Linked DNA regions of Mus musculus: region 2 is linked to region 1. A link is a loop called in an ENCODE intact Hi-C map of the cell type or tissue named here. Cell type or tissue: left cerebral cortex. All regions are shown on one strand. Links, peaks and the distances in the headings refer to the core of each region. The heading gives the core; the rest is flanking DNA. Region 1 overlaps Vps8 (VPS8 CORVET complex subunit). Region 2 holds the start of 2510009E07Rik (RIKEN cDNA 2510009E07 gene).

Evidence for each region. Hi-C counts contacts between places; a loop is a spot of excess contacts. Peaks named below come from ENCODE experiments on the same cell type or tissue, not always from the same donor. Only the 100,000 strongest peaks of a DNase experiment are listed, where the experiment ranks them.
Region 2: a loop joins it to region 1, with 2.5 times the contacts of the local background. A loop is called at or near these places in 3 of 42 quality-filtered maps.

The regions. Positions count from the first base shown.
Region 1 is chr16:21,610,943-21,621,922 of GRCm38, reverse strand. All of the region lies in intron 45 of Vps8 (VPS8 CORVET complex subunit), which reads right to left. Among named protein-coding and RNA genes, the nearest start is that of 2510009E07Rik, 78 kb to the left of the region's middle. In left cerebral cortex, for the core only: a CTCF peak has its summit at 5,965 (motif pointing left); DNase peaks (open chromatin) are centred at 4,886, 5,687, 5,927 and 9,120.
Region 2 is chr16:21,684,651-21,695,630 of GRCm38, reverse strand. 2510009E07Rik (RIKEN cDNA 2510009E07 gene) reads left to right here and starts at 966. Exons shown (of 2, transcript NM_001001881.2): 1 at 966-1,415. The coding sequence starts at 1,226. In left cerebral cortex, for the core only: no CTCF peak of the experiment used is centred there; DNase peaks (open chromatin) are centred at 1,401, 4,544, 5,001 and 8,018; H3K4me3 peaks cover 3,144 bases; H3K27ac peaks cover 1,134 bases.

The sequences.
Region 1 (10,980 bases), core at 1,263-9,262:
CTAGAGCTTTAAAGGCTTATTAAAAATATAAAGGTTTTGTGTCTTTTATCTAGCTGAATGATCAAAGGTGGGGTAGAACCTCCCCAATTGAGATTAAATAATTAATACAACATGCTATTCCAGACAAACATTTCCTTGATTTGGATGAAGGCAGAACAGCCTCTGGGTAGATGGGAAATAATGATTGCACAGGTCATAAAGGAAGCAGTACCAGGCCTGTACCCACCCGGCTCTGCAAGGTGGGAGTGTGAGCATCAGTGGTGTGTGTGTGAATGAATCAGCAAGTTGGCCTTGCCATGTTCGCTTGCAGGCACACATGCAAAATGGCACCTGGAAAGGACAACACGCTTTGGGTTCCACTCATGGAAAGAGAGCCTAGAATAAGGAACTGAGTGGGCTCAATGGTGTCACCCTGCGGGCTAAGCCCTACTCTAAGTTACCATACAAAAGCACTGACTTTTCAGCCTGTACCGTCCTAGGAGACTCCACTTACAGTTTTTGACTCCCATTTTGAGGTAGAAGAGGCCATCAGGCGTGGGTGAGCCCAGAAATTCTACCATCCATCAGTCACCTCCTATCCAGAAGAGATGGACAGATGACTTATCTCCATGATTAGTAAAAGGGTCACCCTATGAATTTACTAGGGAGTGTAAGGGTGGTGCTAATACTAAGGTCTAATTACCTAATTGGTTCTTGACTTGTCAATAAAGATGTACAGGGGCCAATTGCTGGACAGAAGGTACAAGTGGGACTTCAGGGTCCAAAGAGGAAAAGGCACTCGGGGAAAGAGAAAGGGGCTTTTTGGCTAGACTTTGGAAAGAGAAGCACACAGCCAGGGCCTGCAGCTCTGCTGCAAGCGGGTTGCCAGAGATGTTTGGCAGGGACTTATTGGGACAGGCCACTGAGTTTGGGGTGGTTTGGTAAGGGCACACATTTCCAGGTGGGAGGTATCTGCGCCCAGTAATTGTGCTACAAAAAGCAAGCTGTAAAGTGACAAACTGAGTGTGTCCCTTATCTGTGGATTCAAGAGTCTCTGGTGAGGCTGGTAACTCAAGATTCAAGAGTCTCTGGAGTGGGCTGGTGGAGTGGTCAACTCCTGGAGTAAAGGTGGGAGGGGAAGGGAAGCCAGTTCGGTGCTTGTGGCACTGATCCAGCTAAGCAGGTGGAACAGAAGTGGGCTGGTAGGGCAGCAGCTCCTAGCAGCTCCTGGTGTGTCTTTAAAGCTACATGCAACAAGGGAGAATTGAAATTGTGGGAGCACATGGGCATATTAAAATTTTCTTGGGAAGACCAGGCCCAAGAATTTATTGGAGTCACCAGATTGAGGAAAAAGTCTAATTCCCTCACCTGTACCCCATAAATTGATGGATGCCTAAAAGTATAAAAGCATGACCCCAATACCAATGGATGGTCTGATCCCAGGTGTCTGCATCAAGGATGGAGGGTTCCCAGATCCGACTGGTCCCCATTGTTAATGTAGCCTACTCCCCAGCGCCGGCTCACCTATGTGCCCATCTGGACCCCCACCTGGTGTGGCTTGTCCCTTTGCAGTCACACTCACAGCTCTGCTCTCAAATCTGACTCCAACAGCTCTGGCTCAGCACTGGGCTACTTTGTATCTATCCAGACTTCCTCAGTACACTGCCACAGCCTCCTCACTCTGCGGAATTCTCTTTAATTTATATTCATTCTGTAACACATGCACACATCTACATGTACATACATACATGTACATACATATACCTTTACAGACTCTGTGTGCTGTGTGATTTGAGAGTTAATAATTAACAATTAAATTGTAAAGATGGGCCAGGCTACCAAGGTAGATGGATTTAATAATAAAGCCATCATTGAACAATTAAACCTTGCATTCAGTATTCCGTAAACGCTGACACCATGTAAAGACACAACGTCTGCATGTTTGTATGTTCAGGACATGCCCACTATCAGGAAGATAGCTCTTAGGGCTTCCCAAGGGGGAGCAAGAGAGGTGGGAGGCTTATTCCATCCCAAAGAACTCCACACATTCTGTTCCCAATTGCAACTGGGAAAGGCATTAAAACCAAACCTAACCCAACCAAGAAATCATGTAAAGGTTCGAGAAATAGACCTAGTGAAGAATGGCAAATGAAAAACAATTATCTGGAGAAAAAGGAAATCTATGAATTCATGCCGACAGCAAGTGTCTGGTGTCTGAACCAAGACTCCTCCTCCCAACCCCAGCCCAGCAGAGGGGACTCCAGTGCAGACTCTGCACCCAAGAGTGGCAATGCCTGCCTCTTGGAGCTCCCAGAATGCTCTGGATGAGGCAGAGCCCAGTACCCTCAGCCTGCCTCCCATTATGCATGTCTAGCCCCAGAGAGATGAACCTGAGTGGTGGGCGTTGCCTGAACTTAGAGGATGGCAGTAGTTCTATCTGTGAGGCTGTATGCTGCCCTCCCACCCTTCCCTGGCATGTGAGGCAAGCCATAAGCAGAAGAAATACCAAGTATTATTATCTTTTTAATTTGTTTTTTTTTTTTTCAAGACAGGGTTTCTCTGTGTAGCCCTGGCTGTCCTGGAACTCACTCTGTAGACAAGGCAGGCCTCGAACTCAGAGATCCACCTGCCTCTGCCTCCCGAGTGCTGGGATTAAAGGCGTGGGCCACCACTGCCCTGCGAAACACAGAGTATCAATCTTTTCTGTCAAACACTCTAAAACTTTCATTTATGACAAGGAATACAAATCTTTTTATTCCCCCCCCCCAAGTTGTAAAATATGCAAATGTTTTAATCTCCCTTATTTGTACCCTTTCTTTCCATAAAGGCCCTGCAACAACCTTGGAACTTAATCGACTTAACTGACCACCCCTTTTCCCAGTTTCTTTTCTTTTGGGTCATTCCCCCCACCTTCCAATTCTTTTAAAACTAGCCAATTGCAGGGGTGGATCAATGATTCTGCAGCTAGGAACATGGCAGTTCTTGCCGGGGACCTGGGACCAGTCCCCAGCACCCACATGGTAGTTCACAATCGTTCAACTCCACTTCCAGAGGATCTGATGCCCTCTTTTAGCCTCTGAGGACACAAAGTATGCATGTGGTACATAGCATACATGCAGAGAAAACATCTGTACACATTAAATAAATGTCCTCTACCTGCTGTGCCCCACCCCCTTGTCTTTTCCTTGGTCTGTCTGTCTGTCTGTCTATCAAACTAGCCAATTGTGAAAGAATGTGAGGTTGGACCCCAGCCAATGGGGAAAGGGTACAGTCACCACCTCTCTTAGAACAAAACAGTGACTTCTGTCTGGTTGAATATGCTCTTCTGCTTGAGTGAATACAGCACCCTTCTGCTTAGAAGGAAAGTTCTGCCTTATAGGGACACTGTAATTGGGGTGGTCTCTTCTCTGGGGCCCTGAGATTATTTCTAACAGTTGGACCAGAGGCCGCAGCCTCCTCATCCTGGCACAGAAACTTTCCACTGTCCCTGTCCGAAGCTCCAGAGATTTGGGATGATAAGATTTCCCCAGGGATAAAAGCAGGTTCATACACCTATAGTTTCTCCCTTCTTCTAAAGAGAGCCTGCTTCAGTGCAGTGCAGCTGAGAGGCGTTGGAACTCAAGTTCTAAGGACCACAGGAGTTGTGAAAGGTAAAGGAGAGGAGTTTCTGCTGTGATGCGCCACAGATGAGGGAAAGATGACTGGGAGGAGCCTTAGTGGCAGGCAGAATGATAAATATAGACTTCAGGAACAATGACATACAAAGAATCAGAGTTGACACTTGGGTTTGAAGAACAATTGATATCCTGGGTTATTGTTGAAAACAAAAATGGCTGGGTGTGGTCAGAGATTAAACGGAGAGGCAGGCAACACCACAGCCCCATGGTTACCCCAGGGTGAGTGTATCTGCACTGTATTTCCTTAGAGAAAAGTATGAGATCCCATGGTTACCCCAGGGTGAGTGTATCTGCACTGTATTTCCTTAGAGAAAAGTATGAGATCCCATGGTTACCCCAGGGTGAGTGTATCTGCACTGTACTTCCTTAGAGAAAAGAATGGGAAGCTTAATGTGGAGACCAAGCTGCACTTGCTCTGTTGCTCCGGTGTGTAGGGCCGCGTGTGTGAACCACAGTGTTCAGCTGTGCCTGGCTTCCTGGGGCCTCAACTTTACAAAGCAGCATTTGGCTCCATTCTGAGCACAGGCAGAGGCATGTGACTTACCTCGTCCTTACACATGTACAGAACCACCTCTCCAAGCCCACCCAGGAGGCCCAGCCTGCTCAGAGTTCATCCCCAAAAGTAAAAACCCACCAGCTATAAACTCACCTACATCTGGGCACGTGGATGTATAGTGCAGGGACATCTGGGCACACAGATGCGTAATGCAGAAAGTTGACCCAATAACGCATCAAGCACACCAGGCTAACACAGGGTATAACATCCTCACCCGGACTACGAGGTCCCTAGATGGCAGTGCCCTAGCAATGCCTTAAAGGCTAGCCTGGGCTCAGCTCGGTCTGGACCCTGATCAGGTAAACAGGACTGCTATGGATAAACTAAAGCGTGCATGCAGCATTCCTCTGAAACCTTTGCCTGGAGGATCCTTTTCTTCCCTCATCCACCCCTACAGGCGTGGGGCATCTACTTCCCCACTACCTAAAACAAACCTATAACAGACCCAAGTCCCCAGGCTAGTGCCCTGGCTCTTCTGGCCAGCAACCCTTCCACCCCTACTCTAACTTACAACCGTTCCAGCTCACAGGCTCCCGCCCCCATCACCTTTTTCTTTAAAACTGGCAAAGCTCTCCCTGCCTTTAGATATTTTCTCTGCCTGCTCCTCTTTGCTCAAGATAGCCACAGCAGTTTGATTTTCCTCAAATAAACATTCCTTTCTATCCACAGAGCAGCCTAGTTTACAGACTAACGCTTACATTTAACACTACAATAGTGGCGTACCCCCTCACTGGGCATCTGACCATCCAGTGTGTAAGGTAAGGAATTAGACCAACAAGGCAGAGAACTCCCAACTACCCCAGGGGCCTCAGCTTTGCTCTTTTCCCACTGCCTGCTCTGCAATCCTGCAGCTGCAACTCTTCAGATGAGTTAACACAGAACCCCAAAGGGACTCTTTGCATCTGCATTATCTCTCTGCCTCTATTTCCATTAAAGCCTCTTGGTTTCTTTAACTCTTTTGTAGCCATTCCTTAAGGTAAACATATGCATGGTTATGTGATGTCGAATATATGACCTGACAGTTAATAATAAAGATGGAAATGTAAAAATCTGGGTTTACCAACAGCTAGCTAAAAAGAGAAATCAAAACTACTTAGCAAATGAAATAAATGTAGCTTGTGAACTTAATGCTATTTGATATATTCTGACACCGTGGAAAGACACAAATGTGTCTGACTATGTTTATGGGATAGTACGTCACACCATTAACAGTGGAGGAAAATAAGCTTTACTAAATTATTTCAACCCATCACCAAAACATTATAAAATAATAATGAGCCCTGGGGGCAGATGGGTAAGTACATTGTTCTCAAATGTTCAGATCCCATTAAAAACCACAAGGTGTGCACACATAGGAAAGCATTAACCAAAGAAATGGCTGGAAACCACACACAATGGAGCCAGACCCCAGATTTCACATGGGCTTCAAAGCAGTCTTGATGCATGTGTTCACAAAGTGAGGGGAGCAGGAGACAAGGAAACACAGGAGGGTGTGATGCCTGCCACCACCAACGGAGAACACCAACAAGGAAACAAATACATGGAAGCTAGATGAAAACTTGGGAGTTAACACTGGAACAGAAATAGAGAACTCATTAGAATGTGTCAGAAGAAAACCTGAACAGGCAAAAGAACTGGTGAACACACATGAGCAGAAAACTGAGTTTACGAAAGCTGGGGCTGGGCAGATGCTCCCTCCGTGTAGTTAAAGCACCCGCTGCTCTTCCAGAAAACCCACACTAGGATCAGACGCCCTCTTCTGGTCTCTATTGGATACTACATGCACATGCACATATCCACCTTCTGCTCCCCATATTCATAAAAATAAAATAAATCTTATTTTAATAGACTACACAAGATGAAAACCACAGAAAGAAGACTAGGAAGAGCTTTGGAGAGACGTACGGTCCCAGCAGCATAGCACAGCTAATGAGACCCTACAGCAGAAGAAAAACATTTCAACACTTATGCCTCAGAATTTCCAAGTTCACTGAAAAGTAGTAACGTTCACATTCAGCCAGCTCAACGGACTCTGAGTATGATATGGATGGATGATAAGACAAACTCGCAAATGGGAAAAGTAAAAGACAAGGTGGAAACCACGAGTCACATCGAGGGGTAGATGGGAAAAGCCCTAAGATTAACAGCAGCAACAATGGCAGCCAGGAGTCACCGAGGCAACATTCAAAACCTTCAAGAAAAACCGGGCAGCCGAAAATCCTACATCCAGCAAAGCTGTCTTCTAAAAGTGCATGCAAAACAGGACTTTCCTAGATAAATGAAAACCTCGGAGTACTTCAGAGATGTCTTGCAGGTCTGACCACTTGAGTCAATCCTAGAACCCATGATGGAAGTCGAGAACCAACTCCTGGAGGTTAGTTGTTCTCTGATCTCTATACGGTACTGAGGCACTAATGCCCACCCCTACCTACCTCTCTGACAAGAGTGACTAAGATAATGAAAACGATTTTCACAATTTCAAATGCACACAGATAAGCAAGGAGAACAAAAGATAACTGTATAATCGTAAAATGCTATACAAATGCCTGTTTTCACATTCTCTCACAACCAATTCTAAAGAGTAGTTGTATGACATGAACGCAATGCAAATAGTACTTAAACAAATCAGGCCTACACAACTGGCATTATCTGGTTCAAATCAGAAACTGAACCAGAAAAGCAAAGATACACACAGTGAACCCAAGAGCACCACAAAGCATGCTCCCTGAAAAAACTTTAAAACTAAGACAAAACAAAAAGCCCTGAACACACTGAGAAATCAATGAAGGTGTAATGAAAGGGTCTATACAGGAAACAGCTGAGCTGGCAGCCGGTAAGCAGTGTCTGGATAGCAGGAGTTCTGATGGAAGGGAAGCAGGATAAAAAGCCATCTACAGAAAGCATATAGAGAGATAGGCATCATTATCTCTATAAAAAGCCATCTGGTTGTCTGCTCCCTTCCCCAACCCCCTCACCCTGCTTCCACTGAGTTGGGTCCATTGGGGAAGAGGCACCAAGAACTTTTAAGCACAGGAGCAAGAGAGCCAGGCTGGAGGGTGAACTGGGTAAGCCACAGAGTGAGACAGCAGGTTGTATCAGCAGACAAAGGGCACAGGAGTCAGAAAAGCCCAGATGCCAGCACCCTGGCCATGGCCTGGACAAGCAGGACTGGAAGAAGAGCCTGGCAGATGCTGGACTCAGTGTGCAGGAAGGAGAGGAGAGGCCAGCAGCTGTGCTTCACCTAGCAAGAACAAAGTACACTTCTCTCAGTGGCACACGGGACAGTTTCTAAAACTGACCACCAGTTACAATGGCCAGGAGTTAGGAAAGAGGATAGAAAGCTAACTGCTCTCCTAGTTTTAATTCTGTTGTGGACTTTTGATTTTTATGATGGATAAGCACATAAAATATACTTGATGCTGAAAGTATAAATGTAACATAGATCTGCACAGATGCCGCTAAGAATGGCCATGCCAACGATGCAGAATTTCACCGAGTTGTATAGACTTTGTGTCTGCTTTGGGGTGATGCTTTTATTTGCATGTTTTAAATAATAAATTCTATAAAAATAAAGAACAGTCACATTAATGGCTGCATTAATAATGCTGCAGCCAGGCACAACAGGCAAAGGTGCTATAGGGTCTCAAGTCAGAGATGGCAGAACTAGGAGCCAAACAACTGTTCTCTAGCCATTTGCAGTCAATGGTCAATTATCCTGTAGAAAACAGAGTGTTAACATATAACTCAGTAGTTCACCATGGCCTGAGAACCACGTCGACAGAGGAAGCTGCAGAGACATCTACTGTGACTTTCTGTATGACTGCAAATACCTATAAGCAGCTAAGATGTCATTTGAAGGTGAGTGGATAAAGCAACCACAGTACCTACAAAAGTGTTCTATAATGATGAAAGATTAACTAAGTCGTGAAATGACACCGAGACGTCTTCAATGCTGACCACTGGGTGGGAGATGCAACTTACTAACTATCCCAGAAAAGGCAAATCACAGAGGCAGCAGAGAGGTCAGTAGTTGCCAAGTGTTTGGGGAGGAAGGATTTGAGGCTCGATGGAACTACAACGTATGACCTTCAGTAGACACAGCTCATCACACACAGAACTCATAACACAAAGCATCGAGCCTAAAGTGAACCACAAACCTTAGTTAATTAATGTACCATCAACTGTAGTAACTACTGTAAGATATTCCTTCCAAGCTGATCCAACCACTATACTGGTACCAGCTCCATCTTTGGAACTACTGAGAATGCTTGTCCTTCCATGTAACTCAGTGTCCTCCAGATGTCTGACACCAGCTCGACACTAGTCTTCTCACGTCAGCATACCAACACTGGTTGCAGTCTTCTCCTGAGCCTGTCAGAGACCACATCTTGCTCTTTGCTCCTAACTGCTATGAATCCACCAACCAGCGGTTACTGGGGCTGGCCGCGGTTACTGGGGTTGGCCGCGGTTACTGGGGCTGGCCGCGGTTACTGGGGCTGGCCGCGGTTACTGGGGCTGGCCGCGGTTACTGGGGCTGGCCGCGGTTACTGGGGCTGGCCGCGGTTACTGGGGCTGGCCGCGGTTACTGGGGCTGGCCGCGGTTACTGGGGTTGGCCGCGGTTACTGGGGCTGGCCGCGGTTACTGGGGTTGGCCGCGGTTACTGGGGCTGGCCGCGGTTACTGGGGCTGGCCGCGATTACTGGGGTTGGCCGGTTCTCCTGATGCCACAGAAATGCTAGCTTGTTCTGGATTCTTTTTTCCTTAAAAAAATTAAAAAAAATGAAATCCTAAAAAAATCATGAACAGATTTCCTCCTCATCTCCATTCCTGACATGAGTGGGAAGACAAACTGAGTTAACACTTCTTACCACCAGAACAGCCGGGAAAGGAAAATGAGCCACAAATTCTAATACCCTCCGCTATTTGAGAAACTGGGAAGCAAGGTCTTAGAGGTCTGGTTCTGAGCTGAGAAGAATCCACCGAGAGCAAGAACTACCCAGAGGTTATTCTGAGAAAAACGTCAGCTGGCATCAGCTGCGGGTGGTTCAGGGGCACCAACACCCCAAGGAGTACAGTCAGATCCTCATTTCTGCAGACACACAATCAGGGAATACTGCCTCATTCTAGGAAAGGCTCAGGCAGGACATCCAGCTTTGTAAGGACATGCCTTTGGCGGGTGGGGGTGGGGGGACTGTGCATCCAACAGTCAAAAGTCCCTAGTTGGTGTGTCGATGAGACTTGCAGTCAATGAGAGATGTTCCATAGTGCTGTGATCCCTGAAACCTTAAATCCTCTCAGGTCCTTTGTTCCACCCTGTAAACTGACTACTGTGCGAGCGAGCTTCCAGACTTGCCAGGTTCTGATGATCCCTAAGTAACCCCTGAGACGATCCCGGAGATGCACGTGTGTCTCCCAACTCTGTCACTGCAGATATTAGTGGGAGCCAATTAAGCAGAAACTTTATACATACAACTAGTTATACACATTATACATAAATGCTTGTTTGCTGACATTTGAGTACCTAAAACGCAAATGACTCACGAGAAGACACAGGCAGTGCCATGTGCTATACACTGACCAGTGAAAGCAGATCACTGACCTCCTGAAAAGTGACCACTGTGTAAGATGTGCAGGAAGTCAGCAGAGCCCTACAGAGAGCATCGCTCCTTCCTCCTCAGGAGTGAACTGACTCTTGGCAGGTCTAAGAGGGGAGTCAATGAATGCGCCCTTCAGTTACGGAGTTTAAGAGACTTTGCAGCAGATAAACTCAGCTGCTTCCTTTGTGTTTCTTACAACACATGTCGCTTTGGCAGCCACTGTTTGCCAGACGTGATGGCCATTTTCATCTAACAGAGGAACTTTGGGAGAGGGACTATAATCAAGGACGAATGAGGATGTATGTAAATGGACACATACATGCACACATACATGCCCCCACCCCACACACATTAAGTTTCACACCGCTCCTCATTTAACCTTCCCTTAGTATACTGCAGATTATTCTGGAGACAGAAGCCTAGCCCAGCAAGGATGCTTTGCTGTTCTTCCTCTGGTTGTCAGGGTCACAGACTTCCTTCCCTGCTCATTTTCTATGTACAACGCATACTCTGATGGATCTCTTTCACAGACCTCTCATTTATTTGACAACAATCAAGTGCCTGCTTGGTTCTTCTCCATGTAAGAATAAACATAAAGGACTCCTATCCTCAGGAGGCGTACAGTCTAACGAGTGATACCTTAACAGGCAAGTTCAGGTGCTATGAGCTCAAATGACAAATAACTGAGCCTTGGGGGACATTAGACAGTTTTCAGGGGATGGAGAGGGAAAGATGCTAAGGTCTGAATGTATTTCACCTTTTAAGATTTCCCTTGTACAGGCTCAGGCTAGGGCAATTTTCTACCTAGATAACCATGCTGTTCTGTTAACTGTCCTCACTGCCTTTCAACTGACCATGGGTGGAAATGCCAATCGTCCACTAAGAAGCAGCTGCTGCAGATTGGGCTTCTGGGATCTGGATCCCCACGATCTCCCCCTAGACTTTCTTGTGCTTTTGTATTTAAGACATATACAACCTGCTCCCATTGCCTGCACTGAGCCCTGCTTACTCAGGTCTTCCTGGGACACATTCCCCCTTATTATTTGAGGCCAGATCAAGCTCTCCTTCCTCTGGGAAGCTTCCCTGCCTATCGTGGGACAGGCACCTACACTACATATGTGACAGAAAGATGAGCTGGTACATCTAGGCTTCAACTCAGGGGTGGTAACTG
Region 2 (10,980 bases), core at 980-8,979, 74 kb before region 1:
TTGGCAAGGAAGCAGAGGGAAGGCGTTCCTCCTTTCGGTGTTTTAGACTGGGCACTGGCCCGCGTGGTAGGGGAAGCACTGCTCCCGTAAACGAAAGATTCATTTTTCTCTTCTCTGGTTCAGTCTGGGATGGAAGACCCATTTGAAACAAGTTGTGGCCAGCAGGGCGGTCTAACAAGCAGACTGGGGGAGGTGGGAGAGGGACCTGCAGCCTAGGCAGCCACACCCATTGGCTAGGCTGGGCCACATGTCAGTCTGTGTACCCATGTCCGACCGTGTCAACTCCACACATGTAATCCATGCATAAATTTACTACGCCATTCCAGCCCACCATACCGCCACACACGCAGTTCAACTGATGCAGTTAATCACGCTAGGGCGTCCACACTCACAACACACACACACACACACACACACACACACACACACACACACACACTCACACACGACTATACGACTGGCGTGTAATGTCTATGGCCACACAGACACTGCAAGCCACTCAGTGCATCCCCACACCCTACACGTATCAAGACAGAAACCTAACAGATTCTCCCACCCTGACTGCCCAAAGCCCCGCACCCAGGACTAGTTCCGGGAGGCTGGCACAGGGAAGAACCCGCGAGGTCATCGCCCGCTGCCATCCGGCGGCTCCAGGACAGCCCGGGCGAGTGTGTGCCCAGCAGGACGCCACGGCGCGACGGGGAGGGAGTGCTAAGGACCAGGCTAGACCCTGTGCCTAAAGGCTGCGGGAGAAGGCCGGACTGTAGCCGGAGGTACGCCCTCCCAACCCGAGGGCGTAGGGGATGTGTGCTGACTGTCCTATGGGCATGTGGGACCCGCTGGCCGGGGGCAGAGGCGACGCGCGCAACGCCACCGCGAGGGGATGGGCTCGCAGAGGGGCGCGGCGGTCTAAGTGTGCGCGTGCGCGTGCAGGCGTGGCGGCCCGAGTGGGGAGGAGGGAGCAGGGAGGACGACAGAGAGAGACGGGAGGAGGGAGCAAAGAGGAGGGAGGAGAGGAGAGGAGAAAGAAGGGAGGAGGGAGCAGGGCGCAGAAGGGAGCAGGGCGCGGGGAGGCAGCAGGCCTGGCCGGGTCGCTGCTCCCTCCCCGGGCGGCTCCTCGGCAGCGGGTGTTCGCCGCGCCTCCAGCCCGCAACCCACCCTCGCCCTGCCCGGCCCGCGCCTCTGCCCTGTCCTAGGCTCCCGGCCCGGCTCTTCAACCGGAGAGATGAGTGCGGCCACGGCGCCCGAGCGCGGCTGGAAGAGCGAGAAAGTGGACGAGGCGCAGGCCCTGGCGCGGAGCTGCGCCGCCCGCAGACCCGACTTCCAGCCGTGCGACGGGCTGTCCATCTGTGCCACGCACAGCCACGGCAAGTGCTTCAAGCTGCACTGGTGCTGTCACCTGGGATGGTGTCACTGTAAGTGGAGCCGCGTCGGCCTGCTGTCGCCCGCCTGCGGCCGGGTGCTACCCGGACGACGGGAGGAAATCCCGGGGGAACCTAGCTGTAGTCACAAAAGGGAACCTTCCTACCCACAGGAGCCTGGGGCTGGCTTTCTTTGCCGTTCTTTTAGATACTTGCTCAGAGCCGCCAGAGCGGACGCGCGCCAGCAGGGTAGCCCTTTCAGCGGTGGGGGGTGGGCACGGACATACCCCTTTCACTTTCTTGCCTGTTCTTTCTGGCTGCTGTTGAACAGAAAGAACCCTAGGTCCTAGCGATTCCCATTTATTTAATGTATCCAGATCGAGAAAGAACCAAAGTATGAAGAATGGCTTCTAAGAAGTTAAAAGGAACAGTTTGAAGAGCAAACTCCTTCGACACCCAGTTACAGCGTTTGAGCCAAGCCAGGACTAGTCTAGTCCTAGGCCAGTTGTATTTATCCTGAGAGTTTTAAATAGATTAAACTTAAGTAGCCATTTAATCAGCATTCCACAATTTGATTACTTCATGGCATTTAGCTTAATCCGACTGCTGAATCATTTCTTTTTAGAAACATTCTGAAGTCGGTTTCCATATAATCTTAGATTTGGAGGGCTTTGCCGTGCTTAAGACACATTTTCCAAGTGATCTTCAATCAAACTTTTCCCCCCTGTTATTTAGGAGGATATGGTTTACAAGGAGAGCTACAATATGTAACAAATCTTTATTTGCTTTTAATTGAGAATATTTGAATGTCTTAGTTGAGTTTATAAATTAAAGGATAGAAAATCCTTGCTTTTCCTTATAAATTCAAGGTACCTGGAGAGCGAATATTGATTTTGTTGTTCCTCTGCTGATGAGGACAAACAGGATGTTCTTGCTTCTCGCTGAAAGTGTGGCTTCAGAGTAGGAAATATGAGAGCTAAAGTGTACCTGTTGGATGAATTTAATGGCAGTCTACCTCCTGCAGAAGTCCTGTTCTTACTGTGGGATGCGGATGCGGAGGAGTTAAGATGGCCCCAGTCATTGCCTTTCTTACTTCCCTCTCCAGGTAGAGTTGACTTCTGGGAAGCTTGCGTCTAGTCAGACAGATTGTTCCTCATTAATGAACCTTGATTCTCACAATGTCTTCCTTACAAGGAGATGAAAACGAACTTACCACATTCCTTCATCTGTTCTTACCTTATGAAGTCGAGTGTGTTTTCGGGTGGGTACATGGGTGTGTGCACTCGCATATGAGCCATGACTCACGTGCGGAGGTCAGAGGACAACTTTGTGTAATTTGGGGAACCTATCTTAGGTCATCAGGCTCATGGGGCAAATGCCTTCAACTCACGAAAACGTATTGTTATGTCTCTTCCTACTGTATCTTATACAACAGTCTAATGTTTCAGCCAAATTATGGCTGCCTCAACTCTTTGGATATGCATATTTAAATATACTAAGAATTTCTTGCATATGGGCCATTCTTTCTCTGAATCCCTGGCTATTCTTGAGGGAAGTAGGTTTTCCAAAACAGGTTTGAACTTGGCATGCATTGAGTGGCTGAGGAGAGATGTCCACCATTTTTCCACTGAGACTGTTGTTTTGTCCTGCTTCTGAGCTGCCATTGCCTTCTGTCCTTCCGCTTACAGGATAGCACCCGTGTACCTAACTATCTGGGTGGTTTTGTTCTGAACACATGTGCTGGGGGTAGGTGAGAAGCCCCTGAGTTCTGGGCTGGTCAGTGTGGAGCAAGACACCGCCTCTCATCTTTGAGGTGCTGCTCTGCCCTAGCCCTTCCTATACTTCATCACACCAGGCTAGCTGCTGCCCCCTCAAGCTGAGCTTGCTGTCTGCTAAAGCCACTAAGTAGGCTTTAAAAACTGTGGCAATTGATCCACGCCTTGCCCTTCTCAAAGCTGCATGTGTGGCTTTGGAGACAAGCACTGATCCCTTAGGGACGTCTTCCTGTTACCTTTTATTTGAGCGAGAACAGGTCCGTTTTTCTAAGTCTTATGATTTTAGTCTTGGCTCTTTTATTGGGTGTGCATTGGTTCTGTCTGTTTTCATGTGTATGTTATTCCTCCTGCATTCATGTCATTGTGCCTGTAGTAAACATCCCTCTCTTCACTCTAGTTATTGATAAAGTGTAATGTGACAGGAGAAGGCACCAGAGTCCTGAAGTCTGCCGATGGCCCTGCCCTAGAAGCTGATGGAAGTCATTAAGGAGCACTTGTAAAGGCTGGTTGCCTCATGCACGGTTTTCCATCTTGTGTTGTCATGTCCCTCTGGGTAAATGGCCAACTATAATGCTGCAGTCCCACTAACACAGGGATTGCTGCTGCCTCTTGATCTGTGCTCCGATTATGCGCAATCCTCTTTAAAAAAAAAAGGAATTAGATTGAGCTCAGATAACTCAGATTGGTTTCACAATGTTTTCTCTTTTCTTCTCTAAGAGACCAGAGACTGATTTTAAATAATCTAAATTTAGGAAAGGACTGCCAAATCAGCTAGTTCTTTCTGATCTCTCTCTCTCTCTCTCTGGTATCTGAGGGTATATACATGTATGTAATATCTGTACATAGTATCTGTGTTTACATATGTGTACATGTGTGCATATATGTGTGTGCAGTGTCCATATGTATGTGTAATATATATGTGCATAGTGTGTGCTTGTATGTGAGTGAGGGTATGTGTGTGTAGTGTCTTTTGTGTGTGTGTACATCTGTGTGGATGTGCGATTGTGTATGTGTGGTGCCTCTGTGTATACATATATGTACATAATATTTATGTCTGTACATATCTGTGTGTTGGTGTGTGAGTGAGGGTACGTGTGAGTCCCTATGTCTGTCTCCACTTTCTACCTTGTTTGGGTCAGAGTCTCTGTCATCTGCAGACTGGCTGGTCGGTAGGAATACTAAGGCTGCAGCCACAGGCATCCACACTTGGCTTTGTGGTCTGCAGATCTGAACTTAGGACTTCTCGCTTGCATGGCAAGAACTTTGCTTGCTGAGCCGTGTTCTCAGACCTTCATCTTTCTTGCTGTGCCAAGCTCCCACTCCTTCTCCATGCTTCTTGCACTGGCAGTGGTTCAGGGGTCTCATTCATGAGCAGATGTGGCACTCAAAGCTGCCAGGTGTGCTATTTCTGTCTCCTAACTTGGTCGGGTACCAATTCTTAACACCTTTTTACCAAAATACATTTTTTAAAAAAACTTGAGTAGAATTGGTTAATGTATTTGAGAACCTTATTTTCTGGCAAGATTCTTTTTAATCTGTTGTATAGAGCTTATATATTTTCTCTTCATGAGATGTTACAGAAATAGAATACAATATGAAGAAAGCTTCGTCTAGGACCTAGCAAAATCAAGTAACTTCCCCACAGGCATATAGCTAGTTAGCAATAGAGCTTGTACCTGGATCCAGATGTGCCTGATGCTGGAATAGTGACTCAAAACCAAAACAGAGGGATCTAAAGTTAGTGAGCGGAACCAACAGTTCTTAGGTCCCTTAGAGACAGTGATGGGGAAAGTGTCACTTACAGTGATAATCCAGAGGCATGAGAGCTGTAAAGAGGTCACTGGATTTGGAGAATGAGATTCAAGCGAGGGGTTATGAAAGAGAAAGTGAAGGGAAGGTGTCAGGCAGGGTTGAGTGGGTGTGCACGATGTGATGTAGGTGCCACCAGCAGAACCGAGAGTTGGCTTCATAAAGTCACACAATAGATGAGCTCCGTTTTCATGCAGAACAAATCTCAGCAGTGTCTGTTCCTTTCAGGTTGAAAGCAGTCAGAGTGGCACTTGATGGCACCTAAGATGGTATTAGCATATCTAAAGAAAGACTGTCTAGGAGAGGGATGGAGACAGAGAGACTGAGCTGGAAGTGTTTTTCAGGACCCTGCCTAATGGGTGGTAAGCCTGGTGTTCTAGCAAGGCTATCTGAAATCTGAAACACTTAGATAGTTTAATTCCTATGTATTTGTTTCCTATACAGAGATAAAGAGCTGATTAGAGAATTCTGCTGTTAAAACTTCAGGGCAGATCTGCTTTGTTGGTAAGTTAGCATTGTAGTCTTTGTTAGTCTAGTGTTCTCTTTCCCCACTTCTCTAGGAATCTCAAATAGTTGCTTTTTCATGTCCTCAGGCAATGCCCAGCTGCTTCTCCTGAAGGATAGCTCTGTCATACTTGTTACTGTAGCTACAGGGAATATATTCAACGTGATAGCAAAACATAGCCAGAGAAGAGGGTAGAACAGTTAACTTGTAATTTTTATTTCTTTGTACGATTCAAAGTCCTGACCTTGACTGGTGGTTAAAGAAGAAAAGCCCAGGTGTTAAGGGGAGATTTGGACTGATGTTCTGGGCGAGTCCATTCTGAGTTGACCGAGCTGGAGAAAGTTGATAGGTGTCATCACATCACACTTGTACTCAGGAATGTGTCAACCCCACCAATAGCATAAAATGGGATGCTTATCTACACATGCTGAAGTCTTTCTATATGAGTCTCTGTTAACTCACACACTGCAAACAGAGCAAACTGAGCAATGCTGAGAACAGCAACGTAAACATAAATATTTAGCAGACAGTTTTGATAACGTGTTCAGTTAGTAAAACAACACAAAGAGGATCTTCATTAGGGCCTATGACGTCTGTGCATTCTGACCAGGTTTATAATATATTGTGTGATAAAATACTCTGACAAAAGTGTGGTGGTTTGAATGAGATGTCACCTGTAAGTCTCAGGCATTTGAATACTTGGTCTCCCGTTGGTGGCTGGTAGTTATCTGGGGAGAATCAGAAAGTATGTTACTGGGAGCTGGGCTTTGAGGCTTCAAAGGACACTTGCCATTTTGAGTTAGCTCTCTGAACTTCCTGTTTGTGGTTTGAGATGTGATCTCTGAGCGGCTCCTGCAACCATGCCTTTGCGCAACCATCATGGATGCTAACCTTCTGGAACCATACGCCCAATGGCATGCTTTGTTTTATAAGTTGTCTTTGTCATCGGGCTTCACAGCCACAGGAAAGTAGCTAATACAGAAAGCAACTGAGGCAGGAAGAATTAATTTTAGCTCCCAGTTCATGGCATAGTCTACCACGGCAGGAAAGTCAAAGGAACAGGGGGTTTGAACAGCTGTTCAGATTACATCTAAAATAAGGAGAAAAGAGCAATGAATGCATGTTGTGTGAGGCTCTATTATTTCAAATTTATATAGTTCAGAATCTACACACCAAACAGGGTTCCCACTTAGAGTTAAAATGAGTCTTCCTACATCAATTACTGTAACCGAAATAATCCCCCATAGGCATGTCCAAAGGTCCATCTCTCAGATGATGCTAGATTCTGCCAAGTTGAAAATTAATATCACACAGCACGAGGTATGCGTTCCCTCCCATGGGCCTATAATTCAATTACAATGTGGTTAGTTACTCCATACCTGTCTTGCTGTTATTGTATAGGTGAGCACATCTTGCCTGGCAGGCCAGTATTTTAATACACAGGTTTCACAGCTGGGTAAGACTGTAGATGACTTTTCTCTGACAGCAGCCTACATAGAACCTTCTGGCATTATGAAAGCTAGCTATCAGGGCTAAAGCTTCCATCTCATTTCCAGTGTGATTTGTCTATGTCCTGTATCCAAGATATGTGGTGTCTCACTGTCAAGTTCTTATGATCAAACGAGTTTTGGCAATAACCTGTATTGTTTTGGGGACCTCTTGGGAACTGTTATCAGTTACCTGGCACTGGTAACTTAGGGCTTTTGGGAGAAGCATTATCTACCCGTGCTGTATACTTCCATTTAAACTTTGTTTTCCTTTTTTTTTTTCGAGACAAGGTTTCTCTGTGTAGCTCTGGCTGTCCTGGAACTCACTTTGTAGATCAGGCTGGCCTTGAACTCAGAAATTTGCCTGCCTCTGCCTCCCGAGTGCTGAAATTAAAGGTGTGGTGCCACCACGCCCGGTTAACTTTGTTTTCCTTTTAGTTGCAATTTTGGTTTGTGTACCAGACTGGATCTCTCCATATAACTGTGGTTGTTCTGGAACTTGCTATGTAGAACACGCTGGCTGCAAACTCATCACAATTGGCTTTAAGTTGTATTTTAAGTTAGTTTTCATAATAGGTTTCTCTGTGAGTTTCTCACACATCTTTCTTTTGGCTAACTCTCCCAATCTCTCTTCGTTCCCAGACTCCCATGTCTATACCAACTTCATTATTTCCGCTCTTGGTATTCCTTCCCTGTACCGTGCACTGCATGCGTTCTGATGTCCCCTCTCCCCTGAGGCTTCCTTGCCTAGCCCCCAACAGTGGTCCCTTTCTAGCTTCCTGGCCTCTAAGGTCACGCACGTCAAGGTAAACATACAAATCTAAAATCTGAAATCTAGGGCCTGCATCTGAGTGAAAACATCGAGTTTGTCTTTCCGCACTGTGTGACCTCAGTCAGGGTGATGTTTTTCAGTTCCGTCCATTTTCCTGCAAATTTCATAATTGGTGTCATGTTCCATACACTCATTATCCCCTCACCAGTTGGCGACATCCAGCTTGATTCCATTTCACAGCTATTTTGAGCAGAGCAGCAATGATCAAGATGGGTGAGCGTCTCTAGAGTCGGAAGTGGGATCCTTTAGGCACATTCTCAGAAGTGGTATAGCTGAGTCATATGAGAGCTCTATTTTTAGCTTTTGAGAAACTTCCACACTACTTTCCATAGAGGCTACACAAGTTTACACTCCTGCCAACAGTGAATAAGGATTCCCCCTCTTCCACGTCCTTTCCAGCATTTGCTATCATTTGATTTCTTTTTTTCAACTTAAAGCACTTTAGAGAACACACAAATACTGTATTCACATAACTTTCCCCTCCTCCTCTTCCAACTCCAACTTCTATCATGTCTCCTGCTCCATCTCAAATGATATCTTCTATAATTACACATACCAAAAAGCCCCCCAAATCTACTGAGTCTATTTTGTGGTGTTCTCATGGGATGATGGACTGGGATTGGATAATTTATTAGGTGGCTTGTACCTGAAGAATGTTGATTCTTCCTGTCCCAGAAGCCATTGCTTATAGCTCCTCTTCTGGGAGTAAGGCCTTATGAAATCTCCCCTGTCTGCATTGGCATATTGACTGGTCTGTTATTGTGCAGATCTTGTTTAGGAAACCATATTGTTGAGATTTCACGTGTGCAGAGTCCCTGCCTTGTTTGCAAGACACTACATAGCCTCGGGTATCCTGGTCCTCTGTCTCTTAAACGTCTCTGCCCCATCTTCTGTGGTGTTCCTTGAGCCTTAAGGGTAGGGAATTGCATTGTAGATTTTCCACAGGGGACCCCATTGTCACATATTCTCTATATTTTGACCAGTTGTGTATTTCTGTAATCTTTCCACTGCATAAACAAGCTTCTTTGATGACGGGGGAGATCTCTAGTGATCTGCGGATGTAAGGGTTACTGCTTACAATACAGCCATATTGGTCTATGAAAATGATAGTAGTAGGTTCTGATTTAGGGTCTATATCTTCTACAGCAGTAGCTAGTTGGGTAGGTTTGCAGTCCTAGGTTAGTTTCAATTTCTTGATATTTTTTGTTGGATGTGTAGTTGGTAATGAATAGAGCAGCAAAGAACACAATTGAGCAAGTGTCTCTGCAGTAGGATAAAACATCATTTACGTTTGTGCCTAAGAGAAGTATAGCTGAATCCTGAGGTAGATTGATTCCCATCTTTCTGAGGAACTGCCAGACTGATGCCCACGGTGGTTGTACGAGTTTGCACTCCCGCTAGCAATGGATGGGTGTTCCCCTCACTCCACATCCTTGCCAGCATGACTGTCTTTTGTGTTAGTTACGGATCTTAGCCATTCTGACCGGTTTAAAGATGGAATCTCAGAGTGCTTTGATTTGCATTTCCCTCATGACTCGGATATTTCTTTCAGTGCATCTCAGGCATCTGAGTTTCCTCTTTTGAGAATTAGTTTGTCTTTATAATATCCAGATTTTTGAGTTCTTTATGTATTTAGGATATTAGCCCTTTGTTGGATGTGTAGTTGGTAAATATCTTTTCTGGTTCTGAAGGCTGCTATTTTGTCTGAATGGTGATGTCCTTAGCTATGCTGAAGCATCTCATGAGTTTCATTAGTTTTATTAATTGATTTATTTATTTATTAGTTTCATGAGTTTTATTGTGATCTTAGTACCTGAGCCAATCATGTTCTGTTCATAATGTCTTTCCCTGTGTCAGTGAGTCCATGGTTATTCTCCCTTTTCTTTTTTTTTTTTAAAGATTTATTTATTTATTTTATATGTAAGTACACTGTAGTTGTCTTCAGACACACCAGAAGAGGGTATCAGATCTTGTTACAGATGGTTGTGAGCCACCATGTGGTTGCTGGGATTTGAACTCGGTTGGGATTTGAACTCACTTTGAACTTGGGACCTTTGGAAGAGCAGTCAGTGCTCTTAACCGCTGAGCCATCTCACCAGCCCCCCCCTTTTCTTTTCTAGTAGGTGCCATGTATCTGGTTTTATTTTGAGGCCTTAGATCCATTTGGAGTTGAGTTTTGTACAGGGTAATAAGTATGAATCTATAGATTCTTCTATATGCAGTTGTACAGTTGGACCAGCATCATTTGTTGAAGAAGTGTGTATTCTTACTTCTTTATCTAAAATCAGGTGTCTATAGGTGTGTGGACTTATGTCTGGGTCTTCAATTAAATTCTATTGATTGTTTCTATGTCAATACCATTTGGTTTTTGTTACTATAAATCTGTAGTACAATTTGAGTTGGACATGGTGATACCTCCAGCAGTCTGTTATCCCTCAGGATTGTTGTGGATGTTTGTGTTTCCATGAGAAGCTGAGAAATGTCCTTGTAAGATCTATGACGAATTGTGTTGGAGTTTGGAAGGGGATTGCAGTGTCGTAGTGGTTCTCTTATGAAAGTGGGTGCCCTGTTTTGTGTTTAGTTCATAGATGTTAAGGATTGTAATGTCCTCTTGGTGAATTTTCCCTCGGATGAGTATGTAGTGTCCTTCCCTGTGTCTTATGATTCATTTTGTTTTGATGTCTATTATGTAAATATTATATTAAATAATATTTGTCAGATATTAATGTAATAAAACAAACAACTTTGTTTCTTAGGTCTATTTTCTTGAGATCTTTTTTTCCATACCTTTAGCCTGAGGTATTGTCTATCCTTTATGTTAAGGTGTGTTTCTTAGATGCAGTAGAAGGACGGATCCTTCCCCCCTCCCCCCACATCCATTCAGTTAGTCTGGAATTACCCAATAGCCAGGCTGAGATCTACCACTGAGCCATGTTGATCCCTGTTATTTTGTTTTTGTGATTTTTTTATTTTTCTTGATCTGGAATTACTTAGTCCTTGTGTTTTCTTGGGTGTGGTTAACCTCTTCATGTTGAAGTTTTCCTTTTAACACATTCTGTAGGGCTGGATTTGTTAGATATACTGCTTAAAGATGGCTTTATCTTGGGATATCTTTCTTTCTCCTCTATTGTAATTGAAAGTTTTGTGGCTTATTGTAGTCTGCGTTGGCATCTATGGACGCTTAGATTTTGTAGAACATCTGTCCAGGTAA